Regions from separate parts of the Homo sapiens genome. Here all the other regions are linked to region 1. The links are chromatin loops, found by intact Hi-C in ENCODE. Cell type or tissue: heart left ventricle. All regions are shown on one strand. Links, peaks and the distances in the headings refer to the core of each region. The heading gives the core; the rest is flanking DNA. Region 1 overlaps LOC124902461. Region 2 holds the start of ZNF503-AS1 (ZNF503 antisense RNA 1). Region 3 overlaps LRMDA (leucine rich melanocyte differentiation associated). Region 4 overlaps KCNMA1 (potassium calcium-activated channel subfamily M alpha 1).

Region 1 (3,531 bases), core at 673-3,172:
GAGGTTGCAATGAGCTGAGATCAAGCCACAGCACTCCAGCCTGGGTGACAGAGCGAGACTCTGTCTCAAAAAAAATAAAATAAAACAAAAAGAAAAAAGAAAAAAGAAAATCCCCATTAAAAAATAAAATAATAACAATAACACCAAAAACCTTTTTGAAAACCCAGCTACGTTCACCACACCCTCCTCTAGCTGGAACAGCATCTCTGGCTCCCAGGCACTGTTCTGCTTTAAAACTTCATCAGGCAAGAGCAGCCAAGGTGAGAATCCCTGCTTATAGCCATCTCTCACTAGCTGTGTACCTCAAGCCACTGTCTTTCCGCTGCTGAGCCTCAGTCTCCTCATCTGAAAAACGAGGTGAAGATTCTTTTAAGTTCAGGGGTACAAGTGCAGGTTTGTTACATGGGTAAACTTGTGTCATGGAGGTGTGTTGTACAGATTATTTCATCATCCAGGTATTAAGTCTAGTAATGGGGTGAAGATTCTAATGACCTCATGGAACTGTTGTGAAGTGTAAGTGGGATGATACAGGATCCCATGGGCTGGGCATAGCCCGTGACAGATGTGAGCAGGTCAGCCTGGGTTTTCCAGTCACTCTAAGCACCACCAGGCTGCTAGCCACATTCGGTGAGGAACCCTAAGCCAATACGTGCAGCAGAGGCCAGCCGATGACCTGACAGGGGATAAGTCCCACCTTCTGGGCAACTTTTACGAGTCTTCTGTGTAAGTACTGTGTGCTAACCGATTGCGCTGCTGGAGCTGCAGCCTTATGAGTTTTCTAAATCACAAGAAGTTCATCACCTAGTGGGGCTTTTTTATCTGCCTTTCCTCACTGCTTAAAGACCAAGCCCACATCTTTCCTTCTCCTGTCTGCTGTCGGAGCATAAGTGTGTGCCACACGTGACCAGGTGTGGCAGAGTCAGAGCAGGGGGTGGCTTCTGTGGAAGTAGGAGTGAAAGTGTGGAAACAAGTGAGTGCGTGTGTTGACAGGCATCTGCATTTGTGTTAGTTGTGCTTACTCAGAGGTCCACAGGCTTGTGGCAGATTTCAGAAGCTGGTCCTTCTTCAGCAGCTCTCTCGGAGGCACACCTCCCTGATCTGCATCTATGCGGAGTTACCCAGCACAAGGACACCAGGGTCGCTGTGTCACCACCAGAGGCACAGGTAGGGGGATAAGATTGGATGGTGGGGGAAAGGCCTGGGCCTTATCCGCCAGCCCTGCCACTGGCCTCCAGGACTTAGCCTCGGTTTCTCAAACTGTGTCAGGGACGAGTAAATGGGATGAGCAGCCCTTGGCAAGGAGTGGGCGCTAGGAAATCATCAGTGAAGGAGGGAGTGAATGAATGCAGGCCTGTGTGGCGACTGCTTCAGCATGGCAGACAAGGTGACGTATCAGAGCCTTGAGGGTGGGAGCTCCCCAGGTTGGGAAGGGACAGACACGTGGGCCAATCCTCTGGACAGGAATAGAGAACGAGGAGGAAACAAGCGCAGAAGCTGGAGCGGGTGGAGAAGAGCAGGGGAGACGGTTCGCAGCAGGAGAAAAGAAGCGAGGAGTCACAGGGAGGGGCCTCCTGGACACCGCTCCCAAAGCCACGCGAAAGTGGAAGCGCGGGGCCTCGGGATGCCCATCCAGCCGGCTGCCCGCGCGCTGGCCGGGGTTCCAGGACTCCTTCCTGCTCCGCCGGGCTCTGCAGCGCCGCCTGGTGGACACGCGGCGCTCCGCCCGGGCTCCAGCCGCCAGCCGGCGCGCCGGGGATCCCGCGGCTGTTCGGGAAAAAGCTGGAGAGAGTCGGGGGGCGCGCCTTGGGGAGGGGCATTTGTCCCTCCGAGGAGGCTCGCACCTCGGCCTGGACACGCAGCAGATACTGGCACCCACCCTTCACTTACCGCGCGCCCGGGGTGACTCGGATCCGTCCAACACGTCGGGGAATCCTTTCTGTCCTCACCCCCGGGCGCCCCAGCGCCGGAACGCTGCTGCCTCTGTGTAGCTGCTCCCGGAAGGAGTTTCATCAAACTTTTAAGGGGCTTTGGTTTTGGGTTGTGTTGATAAAATACCAAGAAGGGGCATGAAGGCACGAACGTCCCGGGTTCGTCTCCCTGCTGGTCCCAAGCCTGAATCCCAGGGCGGGGGAATGTCTAGGTCCTTCCGGGCCGGCAAGGTGTGGTCGCTCAGGGACCCCTGTCCGAAGACGCTAGGGAAAAGAGGCACAGCCTGTGGGTCGCAGTGGCCAGGAGCGCGTGGCCGCTGCTGGTGAGAGAGTGGTAGACGCCTGGCTTTCAGGTCCTGAGCTGCGGGCACCGGAGCGTGGGACCCCGGCTGCAGCACCGCCACGCGCTCCCGCCCTCCCACCTGCAGGGCGGGGGATGTCTGTCCAAGAGGCCGGGGCGACAAGCCCGCCGGCCAGGATTCTCAAGGAACCAGGCCCAGCTCAGCCTCTCTCGGCGGGACCAGAGTGGGACCGGGGCCGCGGCGTCCGAAGACGCTGCGGGCCAGGGGTCCTCCTCGGCGCCAGCTCCGTTTCCTGGGGTCTCGCGACGTCCGGACATCAGGGTCGGGGGTGTGGAGACGGCGGCGGAGCCAGAGTCCCCACCAAGTCAGTTCCAGGAGGCGGCCCGCGCGCTTCCCGCAGTGTCCGGGAGGTCGCTGGGGGTGGCTTTGCGTGCAACCCGGGTAAAGGCCCTGCAGCCGTGAGGCTGGCGCTGGGAGGAGGGTGGAAAATCTCAAAGTCACCAATCCCGGTGCAAATGGCGGCAGGGGCCGCGGGCTGTCGGACGCAGGCGAGAGGCCAAAGGCTGACTTCGCGCGGCCGTGAGTCCCCAGAGGCAACAGGGGTACCTGAGCGCCGAGGGGATCCCGAGACTCGGAGAAACCGGAAGAGCCTGACCCCAGGGAGCGGAGAGTTTGGGGTGCGCTCTCAGAGCTGTGACTCCACGGTCCCGGAATCCTTGGAAAGGGCGCTCTGGGCTCAGAGCTCCCAACTAGCCGGAGGACCTGGGCTAGCGCCCAGGCCTGGAGCGTCTGGGAGGGGGCGCTGGGTCTCGGCCCCCCTCCCCCCAAAAGGGACTGAGACTTTTTTCTGCGTGCTTCCTTCGGCGCTTCGGGCAGCTCTGTCCTGCGGCCCAAGCTGGGGAGAAGACAGCGGCCCGCGCCACAGGGAGCTGCGCCCGGACCCAGACTCCCGCCGCGCTTCTGCAGAGCGGAGCCCTAGGTGCCCACCTGGTAGCCCCAGAAAGGCCGGACCTGGGCGCCGGGACGCTCGCGGGGCCGCACTTGGAGGGGCTTTCCGGGTCCTGGCCGGGCGGGCTCTCCTGCGGCGCGGAATGGAATAGAGCGCCGGCTGCAGAGCCACCCGGACGGGGAAAAGCAGCGGTGGCGCCGGCCAGCCCCGGGTCCCGACTCTGGAGGGAGGAAGGAGCGGGCGGGTGGGGGTGGGGGTGAGGGCGAGGGTTGCGGGGAGCGTTTAGAAGGCCCTGGGCAGCCAGAAGAAGAAAAGAGGACGCACTCTCCCCTAGGGACCAGAGGGTCCCTGC
Region 2 (3,531 bases), core at 319-2,818, 100 kb before region 1:
GTGTGTATGTGTGTGTGCGCATGTGTGTGTGTGTAGGTTATGGGGAGTTTTTCATGATGTTTTGGAAAGTCAAGGAGTTTCTTCTCTCCTCAAAAGCCAAGAATGGAAAAAAAAAATCTCCAAGAATAAAAGGAGGGAAAAATAACCCTTTGCATTTGGAGAATGTAAAGAGATCTGTAAGCATCCTAAGGTGGAGACTTCTGTTGTCATGCTGTGGTCCAGGAAAGTCCTGGACTTGCCCAAATTCTCATGGCTGCGACTAGAACCCTGGCTTTTACTGCCAGCCCAGGGCTCTTCTCTGAGCCCTCAGGGACAGTGGGGAGTGGGCCTGGCAGGGGTGGTCTGTATGTGACAGGAGTGGGGGAATGCCCCACCTTCACAAGGACGCAGTAGAGGCTCAATCCTAAAAAACACAGCCCAAACCAAGTCCAGAGAGGATTTGGAGGCTCCGGGGAGGAGCTAAGAGGTTACCAGCGTCTCCTTTGGGAAGTGGGTGAGAGTCCATCCCACATGCCTTATCTGGGCAGATCTCATTTCCTGGTGGAGGAAAAGGAGGAGATCTTTGTGTTTCTCCTCTGTTTTTTCCCTTTCAGACAGACCAGACATCAGATCTCAGTCAGATAAATCCAGCTGAAAGAAAGGGGCTGAGGCCAGGGCTGGCACAAAGAAAAGGATCCCTTGCCAAAGTCACACAGGAAGATACTCCAAAAGACCCTCGCCCAAAGAAGAGGGCGGACGGGGTTCCCCTGGAGCTCCCTTTCCCTAAGGGCCTGGCGTTGGGCTTTCGATCCTAGTTCCACATGAGGTTTCATGTAAATGATTGTATTATTATTATTTTTTTGCATGGGTGAAAAGTCACAAATTATTAACGCTGAATTTCAAAGACTGCAGTCTTCTCACTCTGGGGTGGCATCTCTTCACTGTTCAGGCACGGGCAGCCTCACAGAACGGACGTGGCCCAGACCTCACTTGACCTCTGAGAGGCCCTGAAGGCAGTCGCCCAAGGGCAGGGGCAGGGGACAGGGCGGAGGGGGAGGACACTGAGCGGAGCGGGGAAGGAAGAGAGAGGAGGGGTGGGGAAGGAGAGGAGGGGCGGCGGGGAGCCCGGAGAGAAAGAAGGGAGACCCCGGAGAGGAAGAGGGGGAGGCCCGGGAGGGCGCGCGGAGGGGGTGTCAGCGAGGGGCCGCCTGTCAGGGTTCTATCTGCGCGATGATTGATGCGGGCCCGGGTTTTTCTGTCAGCCTGTCACGGCGCAGGAATGTTTAATGTTCTCATTATTGGTTACGCTGTTGTGTATATTTCTCTGTCAGCACCGCGGACCCAGCTGAACTGGCAGAGCACTTCAAAGGCCTACGGGTCATTCATCATCCCCATGACGCTCCGGCAAATGCTCAGCTTCAGCCCCGCGCCAGGGATTTGTTATGACTTGCGAGCCGCCTGACAGACAGGGCTGCGGCGGCCGGGAGGGGACGCGCGGGAGGCGGGCTCCGGGCCCTTCCTGTCACGCCGGGCCCGCGACTCCGACTCGGGGGGCAGGCGGCACGGCGCGGGGCGGGCCCGCCTGGGCGACCCCCGGGAGGGGTGGCAGGAGGAGGCAGGGGCGCGCCCCCTCATGGGCCCCGGGGCGCCCTCACACCTCTCCCTGCAGTCCCGCCCTCCTCCTCCTGGCGGGCGGCGGCCTCTCCCAAAGTTGTGCCGCAGACCCAGAGGTTGAGGGGGGGAAAAGCGAAACTTGCAACCGTCCAGGGCCAGGGAGGGGCGGGAGCTGGGAGCGAGAGCAGGAGAGTATCGGAGCTTTGTTTCCTTTCCCAGGCCGTGACATGATTAATCGTTTTCTTCTGATCTAATTTTGGAACATGAAAAACAGCACATTTGTCTTGAAGAAAAATGATGTGCCGAACTGCGCAGATGGAAATTTCGAGCAATGAGAAAGATTAAAGTGAAACCCCACTCCTTAGACCTAATCATGAGTTGTAGATTATTCTGTCGGCCCAGCCAGATGGTAGCTCTGATTCCACAGCCCCTTCTTATATTAATGAATACTCGACTGTTATATTTGACTTAGGTAAGTGAAATGTCTATCAGAGCTAATGGACTGCCAGCCAGCATAACACATGTTGTACCGCTAAGGGTCCTTCTGCATTTTTCATGTTTTATACTAATGTAGAACATTTTGTTTCCTACTGTTTTTCATCATTGTCACTGTTTGCTAAATATTTTCACATGGAAGGGGGGAGAGAGAGAGACAAAGTCAGGAGGAAAAAGAACCCCCCTCCAAACTTGTGTCCAAAGCTAATTTCCTCCCGTTGGGCTTGGCTATAACTCTACAAGTAAAACAGTCACCCCGAGCAATACGTACAGGAACTCAATAGTAACGTGATTAAGTTCCTAGTCAACAAGACTACACTCGACTGTATGTTAACAAACCTAATTATAGCCCCGTGGTAATAAATTGGGCCAGGGCCCTGGCTGCACATCTCTGAGGTCATGTCTAGGAGAGCTGTTTGACCCTCTTGTCTCAGGGAAGAGAATTGTCCTGGAGAGGGGTCCCTGTCTCAGCATGGTAGAGGGGCTGTTTTCTCCCTGACCTAGTTGTCCAGCCCCTGGGAGGATGGGTGGATGCCAGGAAGCATTTCAGAGCGGAAGGTCATCGGCATGAGAACTGGGTATTAGGATTTGCTGGAGGAGACCGGAAGGGCAGTGGCTTCTGAGCCATTGGCCCCTTTCACGTTGTGAGTGGCATCAGGATGTCTGAGAGGAGAGCATGGTGTTTTTGCTTCATTGGATCCATGCAGGTCTTGGAGGGTGGTGGCCCACTCTTTCTGGGCCAAGTAGAGGGTGGCTCAGACACCCCCCCTTCCTCCAGGCTTCTCATCTGTAACTGGTGAAGCCCGGAAGAGCTTGTTGTTCAAGAGGAAATCTTGTGTTACTTCTTTATGAAGGACTCCAGCCTGGTGGAGATGAATGAGTCCTGAAGATGGAATCGAAGCTGTTTGGGCACAAGTAAGCTGGAAGGGGTTGAGGGACATTTTCAAGGAGTGATGTCTTGAGAGAAAAATGGAAAGAAATCCACAGGCAGAAAAGAGATATCTAGATATGAAAACATGGGGCAGGGGGAGGGAGAGAGAGAGAAGAGAATGCAGAGAAAGAGAGAGACATACAGGAGAGGACGTGTAGGTACCAACAGAGGAGATGGCCCATGAACTCAGAGGAGAAACTCTTCTTGCCTCAGCCAAAGTGAGCTTCCTAAAAAGCCATTTTGACCCCTGCTAAAAATTCTCTCCTGGCTGTGATTCCTACGGGAGTCAGTTGCAGTGTCTTGGCTGGGAATAGGTGAGCCTCTCCATCTACCCCCAGTTTCTCTCTCCAGCCTTATCTCTCACTTGTCCTCAACTGTGACCTTGCCCTTCTGCCACATGAGCCTTCTTAGGATCCCCAAGAGTGCCAGCCTCTTTCAGAACAGTGTGATTTTATCTGTGTTTATTTCTGTCTATCCTACTCTCCTGTATTCTTTCCCTGGCAAACTCCTAC
Region 3 (3,531 bases), core at 458-2,957, 380 kb after region 1:
AAAGTAAGCCTTCTTCCCTATAGCAGTTCTTTTCCCAGAGGCCACCATCACTAACAGCTTCTTTTGTTGTCTTCCAGAAACTTTTTGTGAATATTCAAGCACAGAACTATATTTTGAAAGAATTGTGTAATTGGAAAATAAAACCATATTGGCCTTGTGGAGGCCGAGGGTGGGGTGGGGCAAGAGAATGATGGATGGAAGAGAGATGGGTGGGTGAAGTGAGGCTGCTGGTGACCAAGTTCTAATTCAGAACATTTGTGGAAACTCTCCTTGCTCGGGTCTCATGCCACGCTATTTCATCAAGGAATAGGAAGCTGAATTGGGAACTTGTGGGAAGCCAGGAGGAGAAAGTGAGTTCTATGGAGTTGTCATTTGCTGTAGTCCAGAGGGAGATAGCTGTGAGTAATGGGGTGAAGTTAAGCAGAGAGGAATTTAGGCTGGGAAAATCAGGACAAATTTCACAATGGGGCGAGTGTGTAGACGTGTCCGTGGGGAGGTAATAGACGCCTTGCCACTGGAGGGGCTGGAAATAAGACTTGACACAAAGCATGAGAAAATGGATGATAGGGAACTGTCCCTGGGGGTTGGTGTGGTGACCTTAATCAGGCTCTTCCCTGCCTAGCTCTGGATTCACTGATTCAGTCTCAAATGATCCAAGGGAGAGAAACAATTGCTTGGAAAATGGCCGTAGGGGATAATGGCTATTGACAGCAGATATTGGCTCACTCTACACAGGTTCACTCCCTCCCTCCTTCCCTCCTTCCTTCCATCCATGCATTTTTTTTTTTTATCTAGTCATCCATTTAGCCAAGAGTTCTTTAACACCTACTAAGTATATGTAGATTATTGAGGGCACTTTACATAGGCTAGTAAGAAAAGTCATTGCAAGAGAGGACATTTATGCTGAGGCGCGTGAATCAGAATGGAAAGACCTGGGGAGGAACATTCCCGAGAGAGGGCACTGCCCTTGCCAGTGCTGCAAAGTGTGAAAAAGCCTGGCGAGTTTGAGGACCAGAGGAGGTCAGTGTGGCTGGTGAGTGAGAGGGGTGATGAGGCTGAAAGAGCTTTAAGGTGAGGTTGAAGTCAGGAAGCAGGAGCCAGGTTGGTCAGGGCCTGGTGGGCTCTGCTTAGGAGTTGGAATTTTGCTCTGAGAGAGATGAGATTTGAGTATGGATCTTGGATGGCCTTCTGTTTCTGCTTTCAGACTTTCCTTATACCTTCCAGTTCCTACTTTTTGAGAATCAGGTGTGGCAGTCAGACAGAGGTGGGGGGGTTTTGTGAAGAAGGGTGTGGCACAGGGCTTGAATCACCAGGTGTGGGAAAGGCAGGTTGGGCAAGAAGCTGAGACTGGGAGAGGGATTCAGCCCGTCTTGCAGCTCTGTGGTTGCTTCAGGTGGTCAGAGTTTTCAGGGGGAGGCCCATGGTAGGAAGGCAATTAGTACTGGAAAAGATCAGCTAAAGCAAAGCAACTTACATGGAAAGCAGTATGTAATAGTAAATCTAGAAAAAAAAAGTTTGGAATTTAATCTTGCAAGCTGAAACCCAAAAGGATAAAAATATTTGGTATCAAAAACATTTTCAGTTGTAGCTGCAGCTATGCTCTAATTCTCAGAAAAGCAATTCAACTATTAATTTAATTTTTCTCCATAAGTGTTAATGACAGAATTACACGCTGGCACCATATATCTTTTACTTCATGTTTGCTTTTATTGTGCAATCATTAAAGTTGTTTATTTTTGTAAAATTAGGACTTTATCAATTTTATGAGGGCCTTTCTTAATCCTTCAGTATTTAAGTCAGTCTTATAAAATGTTGTTATTGACTTGATTTTTGCTTTTTCAGTTGGCCTAAGGGCATAGGATCAATGGTTTTGGGTGTAATTTGAGCATTTCTCTGTCACTTCAGTTGAGTTCGTGAAACGCCACATCTTTTGCAGAAGTTTCGGTTTCATTTTGCAGTTGCTTTGCACCAGAGGCTTATGTAACATTTGACCATCAGATGGGCCTAAATTGTTGATACAAGGATCAGGGATGAATGCTACTTGGAAGAGAAGTTTGAGTGGGAACCGGTCAATTCGCTAATGAATAGTTATGATGACTTTGTTTCCTTATGCAAATTCAAAACTGAAAGTGCTCGAATAGCAAATATTTGGGTAATGAGGTTCTTCCCTATTAAAATGTAAGTACCTAAAGTGCGTCTTGCTGTGGAAGGGCCCAAAAGGTACAAAATGTACTGGCTTTCAATATCCTGTCATTTCTAGTTAGGTTTAGGTATATATTGGTCATTTGCAGGACTAGAGCACATTTCATAGCCAGAGTGCCCTGCCCCTCAGGGCACTATTCTTATTTTTTGGGGGGGGTGGGATGGGGGGGGGCAGATTAATCAGGGATGTATGGATCATCCCAGCTTGCCCTGGGAAGCTTCTTGGAATTTGGGTGTACACCTTCTGAAAGTGAATGGATTTGAGTAAAATTTAAGAAAAATACAAAAGAAAAAGGAAAGCTCTCCATCTTGTTAAAATAAATTTGTTCAGAAAAGTATCGTGAATGTCTATATTCATTCCACTGCGACCTTGCCACTGTTGACATTTTAGGTAGAAAATTGTTTGTTATGGGGGACTGTCTCATATGTTGAAGGATGTATCACAGCATCCCTAGCTTCTACTCACTAGGTACCAGTAACACATCCTTTGTGACAATTAAAAATGTCTCCAGACATTGCCAAATGTCCCTCTGGGTCAAAGTCACCCCTGGTTGAGAACCACTGATCTCAGGTTAGCACAGAGAGGCTGCAATGGAAAGATTGTAGTATGTTAACTAGGTGAAGGGATTGACCACTCCCAGTTCTGAGCAATTTGATGGGTTCTTAAAGAAAGCACAGCCCTTGGAGCTGGGGAAGGAAGTTTGTGACTCATGGTGGTGAATCTAGGGGGTTCCTGTGTGGGTCCAGTGGAGCAGGTCTGGTGAGAGGGGACACTGGGAGCCCCAGAACTCCGAGCCCCTGGGGGACGCCAATGAAGCTGTCTATGAGAAACATGTGGGAAGAGGGAGACAGATGAATGATGAATGTTTTCCACGTCCTTGAGTTGTGGGTCACCTGAGGTCTAGGCCTGCGGTGAGGCCACTCACTCATTTCAGCTCACACTTCGCCCAGTGAGTAATATTTGTTCCAGCCTTTGGGTCACTGTTTACTCTGCCTCCCCTCTTGTCAGTTCCCTCTGGCCTTCTTTATATCTTTCTGAATATGAGTCAGTCTTCAAGATCCAGCTGAAATTCTAGCTCCTAATGGAGCTTCCTCAACTATCCTGGCCCACGTTGAGTTCTTCCTGCTCTAATGCTCACATTACTTACCAGAGCTTTTATTTGGGCATTTAATCAAAGGTAGTTGTGTTTCATTATATTCACATCTTGTGTGTTTCTCATGTCCTCACTGAGTCTGTAAGTTCCTTTAAGGCTTAGTCTGTATCATTCTTTTAATCCGCCATGATACACAGCATAGTATGAGTACATGGTAGGTGTTCAGTACATGCTA
Region 4 (3,531 bases), core at 666-3,165, 1.6 Mb after region 1:
CATGGTGTGAATGCCCAGACATCCCAAACAAACAGCAACGGCTGAAGTCAAGAAAGGGAAAAAAGTCTTCAATTAAAGACATGAACATAAATTTATCTTAAATGCATCCGGATCTGGCATACAATCTGCAGACATTCCCTTGTTTTCTCTTTCTTATTTCTTTTACTGGAAATATTGATTTGTTATTTACACAGAAGAGGGAAACAAGGATGATTTTTTTGCTTCACCGTAGATAAATCATTTTGAAAAACAATTTTTTTAATCAAATGCTGTAGCAGAAGAGAAGCCCATCAAACTCTGGAATGCTATGCTTCTCATTAGCAACGGTCCCTGGTTTTCATTTCCATACTGCCATTTTGGGTTTATGTACAATAATAGAATCTGACACATTTGTGGAGAAAGAAAGTTCTTATAAATATACCGTCTTTAAGGATAAGGGGAGGGATGATGGGGATGAAATAACTTTTGAAACTATTTGTTCAGAGGCAAACAGATCAGAATGGGTGATGTAAACCTCCTCCTTGATATGAGTTCAGGAGGAAACACAGTGACAAACCAGTGGCTCTCAGGGACTGTTTGCAACTGTTATTGTTAGCCGTTCTGGCGACCATGCATTGTTCTAAAATTTCTTATTGTTAGCATGCAGGAACAGGCTGAAACTGGTAATCGAAGCAGCAAAAAACCATGTGCTATAAGAAGATTAACTGTTAATTATAAGCAGTCACATTCCAAAGCAGCATATGCATAAAAAAGAAAACATGCTATTACTTGTCATTCCTTCCCAATCATTTTTACACTCACACCAAATGCAAAATAGAAATCTCAAAAGACAAACAAGTGCCACCACACACACACACACACACACACACACACACACACACACAAAATCAGCAAGAACGATCAATGAGAGGCTCAAAGACAAGACAGAAACAGTTAAAAACTATTGAGCCCCACATGTTGACAAACCTTCATGAATCAGAATGTCTAGATCAAGGTGCCACCAACTGGGAAGGTGGCTCTTTTTCGCTACTGCTGGCATAGTCCATTTCCATTGACTCCCTGTCAGGTATCTTCACCTAGAGACTTCTGGGTCCACTTTCTTAAAAGGTAAGACCTCCCATCTGGTGGAGCGATTCATCAGGCTTGAAGGATATGAGTACTGGCCAGGAAGAGCTCTCCTCTGGGCCATTATACAAATCATGAACAAACTCTTTAACTAAAAGCTGATGAGGAGTTGTCTCCCTGGTGGTAGATGTTCCAGAAGAATTGAACACTCTCTGTGTAAAATTATACTCTTAAGTTGTAAAATTAAATTATATCAAAGTTAAGTCATGGACCTCCTAATTTGGAAATTACCACCCCTCATCTCTCTCAACTCTCTCTGGCTTCCTAACCCTTCAATTTTGTTACAGTGAATCATGGATATTCAGAACCACTGGTGTTTTGTTTCCATTTCTCAGTGACTGTTTCCTTTTCTAGAGCTGATTTAGGTTAGAAGGTTAATTTTAGATATGAAGAGTTCCACTTTAAATTCCCAAGGTTAGGTCTCAAAGTGCAACTTTGAAAATTTCAGGATTTATTTCAAACAGAAGTAAGTTTCTTATCTACTCCCTGGCCACACAAAGCATCCTCTCTCCTTTGGTGTTTGCTAATTTTCTTTCTTACGTAGTCACCCATTGTTCCCTTCCCAAATCCCAATTCTCAGACAAGGTTTTCCCCAGGATGTCAATGGTAATACAAAGTAGATCTATGAGGACATCTAGTGGATCAATGTGGAAGAGCAGCTAGTTCATGGGCAGTTGGAACTAGCCTTTCTCCAAAAGGAGCAGAAAGAGGACCCTGCTGTCTCTGAGAATTGAAATATATGCAGTGTCATTTCAATTCAATGGCTTCTCATGATCCACAGCAGATGATTAGGGGTAGGGGCAGTGAAAGGGTGAGAGGTCCTAGGAGATGAGCCTAGGGTCTGCAGCCACAGCTGGCACAGGAGGACTATTTCAGTGGCAGCTGACTGCGTCTCCTTTTTAAAGCCCTGCTGCAGCTTCCTGAGACTGGGAGCAGACAAGAGTGTGTCTCTGGCAAGTGTGAACACCAAAGCTACTTGTCATTCCATCTTAGGGCTCTTGAAACTTCATGCTCAATTAACTGCCCCGATAGGCCAACTTAACTCTAGGAAAGCAGAAATACAAGGCTCTAGGGACTCAGTTTACCCTCTGGTTCACATCATAAGGTTCTTGTTATTGGACCAGGGCCATGGATTCTATGAGGTTATGTGGTTGCTAAGAATTTGACCCTGAGTCTCACCTTCCTCCGAAGACCTAGGTCCTGGCAGTTTCACAATTTGAGAAAAAGCTTTTATGTGCTTTTCTTCACCACAGTGAAGTGGATATTCAACCAACATTTCCATCATAACTTCATAGTACTATTTACAGAGACAAAATAGAAGTATTTCCCTAATGGACATCATCAAAACTATTTGTTTACTCTTGAGTGTTTAAAACAAAAAGGCTTCTCAGAAGTGTTCTTGGACAACTTTTCCTCTATTCTCAAAGGCCATGATCATGAGACCAGAAACCTGTTGGAAAGTGGCTGGTGAAGATGCAGCTCAGTTACTGCTCTTTCCTTGAGTCAAATGGATAATCAGCTGTCAAACTCAGGTTCTCTGCTGGCTGGCCTTTCTGAGCCAAGCCTGGAATGGAAGGAAGAATTGGATTCCATCCTATCCTCAGCACCATCTGCCACCTGCATCAGCAACCAAATTGTCAGCCAATTTCCAATGCAGAATCTTAATTTCCAGGGTGGATTGGAAGAGGCAGGAAAAAGCAGTACTGGACTGAGGGGCCCAGGTGGAGTTTTCCAACTGCTGGGGAAAATGTTTTAGATTTCAAATGGAGCAAATTCAAGGGAAGACTGGGATGGAAGAAAAAAAACATCTGCCATTCAATCAATAGATACTTTTCAGGTCACAGCCTCACTTTTAAAATCAGTCAAATGAAGGAGGGATTATTTCCAAGCAAGAAACATGGAGCTACTCTTCATGGGCTCTGCAGCAACTAACGTTACTAATAAAAATATCCACGGAAGAAAAAGTCCACCAGGATTTAAGGTGAGGCCTTTGATGTGGCACTGGGAATCAGAGAATATTCTTTCAAGTCCTATAAATGAGAAATGATGTCTTCACTTAGCAAAATTCCTCCCATTACCTTCTGGAGTAAGAAGAAAGGTCTTCCAGGTGGTTTTCCAAAAACAGAGGAGAAAGAAAAAGCTAGTTAATGTCAGCAGCACAGAGCACACTGAGCTAGTTGATTCTGCCCCTAATGACTGTATTGTGGCTGAGGAAGGCAGAAGTATTTGGCACTAGAGTTGTTGGTTGATTGACACCACATTTTCTCTCCAATTCTGAAGGACCATTCAATTTAGTATGCAGCTCTGCAGGTATGAAAGTGGGCCATGCCCTCAAGCCATGTTTAAAGGGTTCTGTCGATGAAGAAAGCCACAGAGTCGATTTTGGCAAGACTGTGCATTGAATTG

Evidence for each region. Hi-C counts contacts between places; a loop is a spot of excess contacts. Peaks named below come from ENCODE experiments on the same cell type or tissue, not always from the same donor. Only the 100,000 strongest peaks of a DNase experiment are listed, where the experiment ranks them.
Region 2: it touches region 1 in a loop (3-fold over the local background); 51 of 110 quality-filtered maps call a loop at or near these places.
Region 3: it touches region 1 in a loop (5-fold over the local background); 26 of 110 quality-filtered maps call a loop at or near these places.
Region 4: it touches region 1 in a loop (5-fold over the local background); 18 of 110 quality-filtered maps call a loop at or near these places.

The regions. Positions count from the first base shown.
Region 1 is chr10:75,393,792-75,397,322 of GRCh38, forward strand. It overlaps LOC124902461, which reads left to right. Exons shown (of 1, transcript XM_047426122.1): 1 at 1-3,531. The coding sequence starts at 2,365. The coding sequence ends at 3,330. It also overlaps a transcript of ZNF503 not described here. Among named protein-coding and RNA genes, the nearest start is that of ZNF503-AS2, 6.0 kb to the right of the region's middle. In heart left ventricle, for the core only: CTCF peaks have their summits at 1,714 (motif pointing left) and 1,923; DNase peaks (open chromatin) are centred at 1,690, 2,380, 2,530, 2,984 and 1 weaker place; H3K4me3 peaks cover 1,831 bases; H3K27ac peaks cover 1,690 bases; H3K27me3 peaks cover 1,423 bases.
Region 2 is chr10:75,293,649-75,297,179 of GRCh38, forward strand. ZNF503-AS1 (ZNF503 antisense RNA 1) reads left to right here and starts at 2,735. Exons shown (of 4, transcript NR_038226.1): 1 at 2,735-3,003. It also overlaps a transcript of ZNF503 not described here. RefSeq lists silencers at 1,436-1,545, 1,566-1,615. In heart left ventricle, for the core only: a CTCF peak has its summit at 1,487; DNase peaks (open chromatin) are centred at 1,103, 1,443 and 1,683; H3K4me3 peaks cover 1,915 bases; H3K27ac peaks cover 2,500 bases.
Region 3 is chr10:75,770,505-75,774,035 of GRCh38, forward strand. All of the region lies in intron 2 of LRMDA (leucine rich melanocyte differentiation associated), which reads left to right. Among named protein-coding and RNA genes, the nearest start is that of MIR606, 220 kb to the left of the region's middle. In heart left ventricle, for the core only: no CTCF peak of the experiment used is centred there; no DNase peak of the experiment used is centred there; H3K4me3 peaks cover 1,072 bases; H3K27ac peaks cover 2,372 bases.
Region 4 is chr10:77,003,370-77,006,900 of GRCh38, forward strand. The region is part of intron 18 of KCNMA1 (potassium calcium-activated channel subfamily M alpha 1); the gene reads right to left. Among named protein-coding and RNA genes, the nearest start is that of KCNMA1-AS1, 120 kb to the left of the region's middle. In heart left ventricle, for the core only: a CTCF peak has its summit at 1,764; no DNase peak of the experiment used is centred there.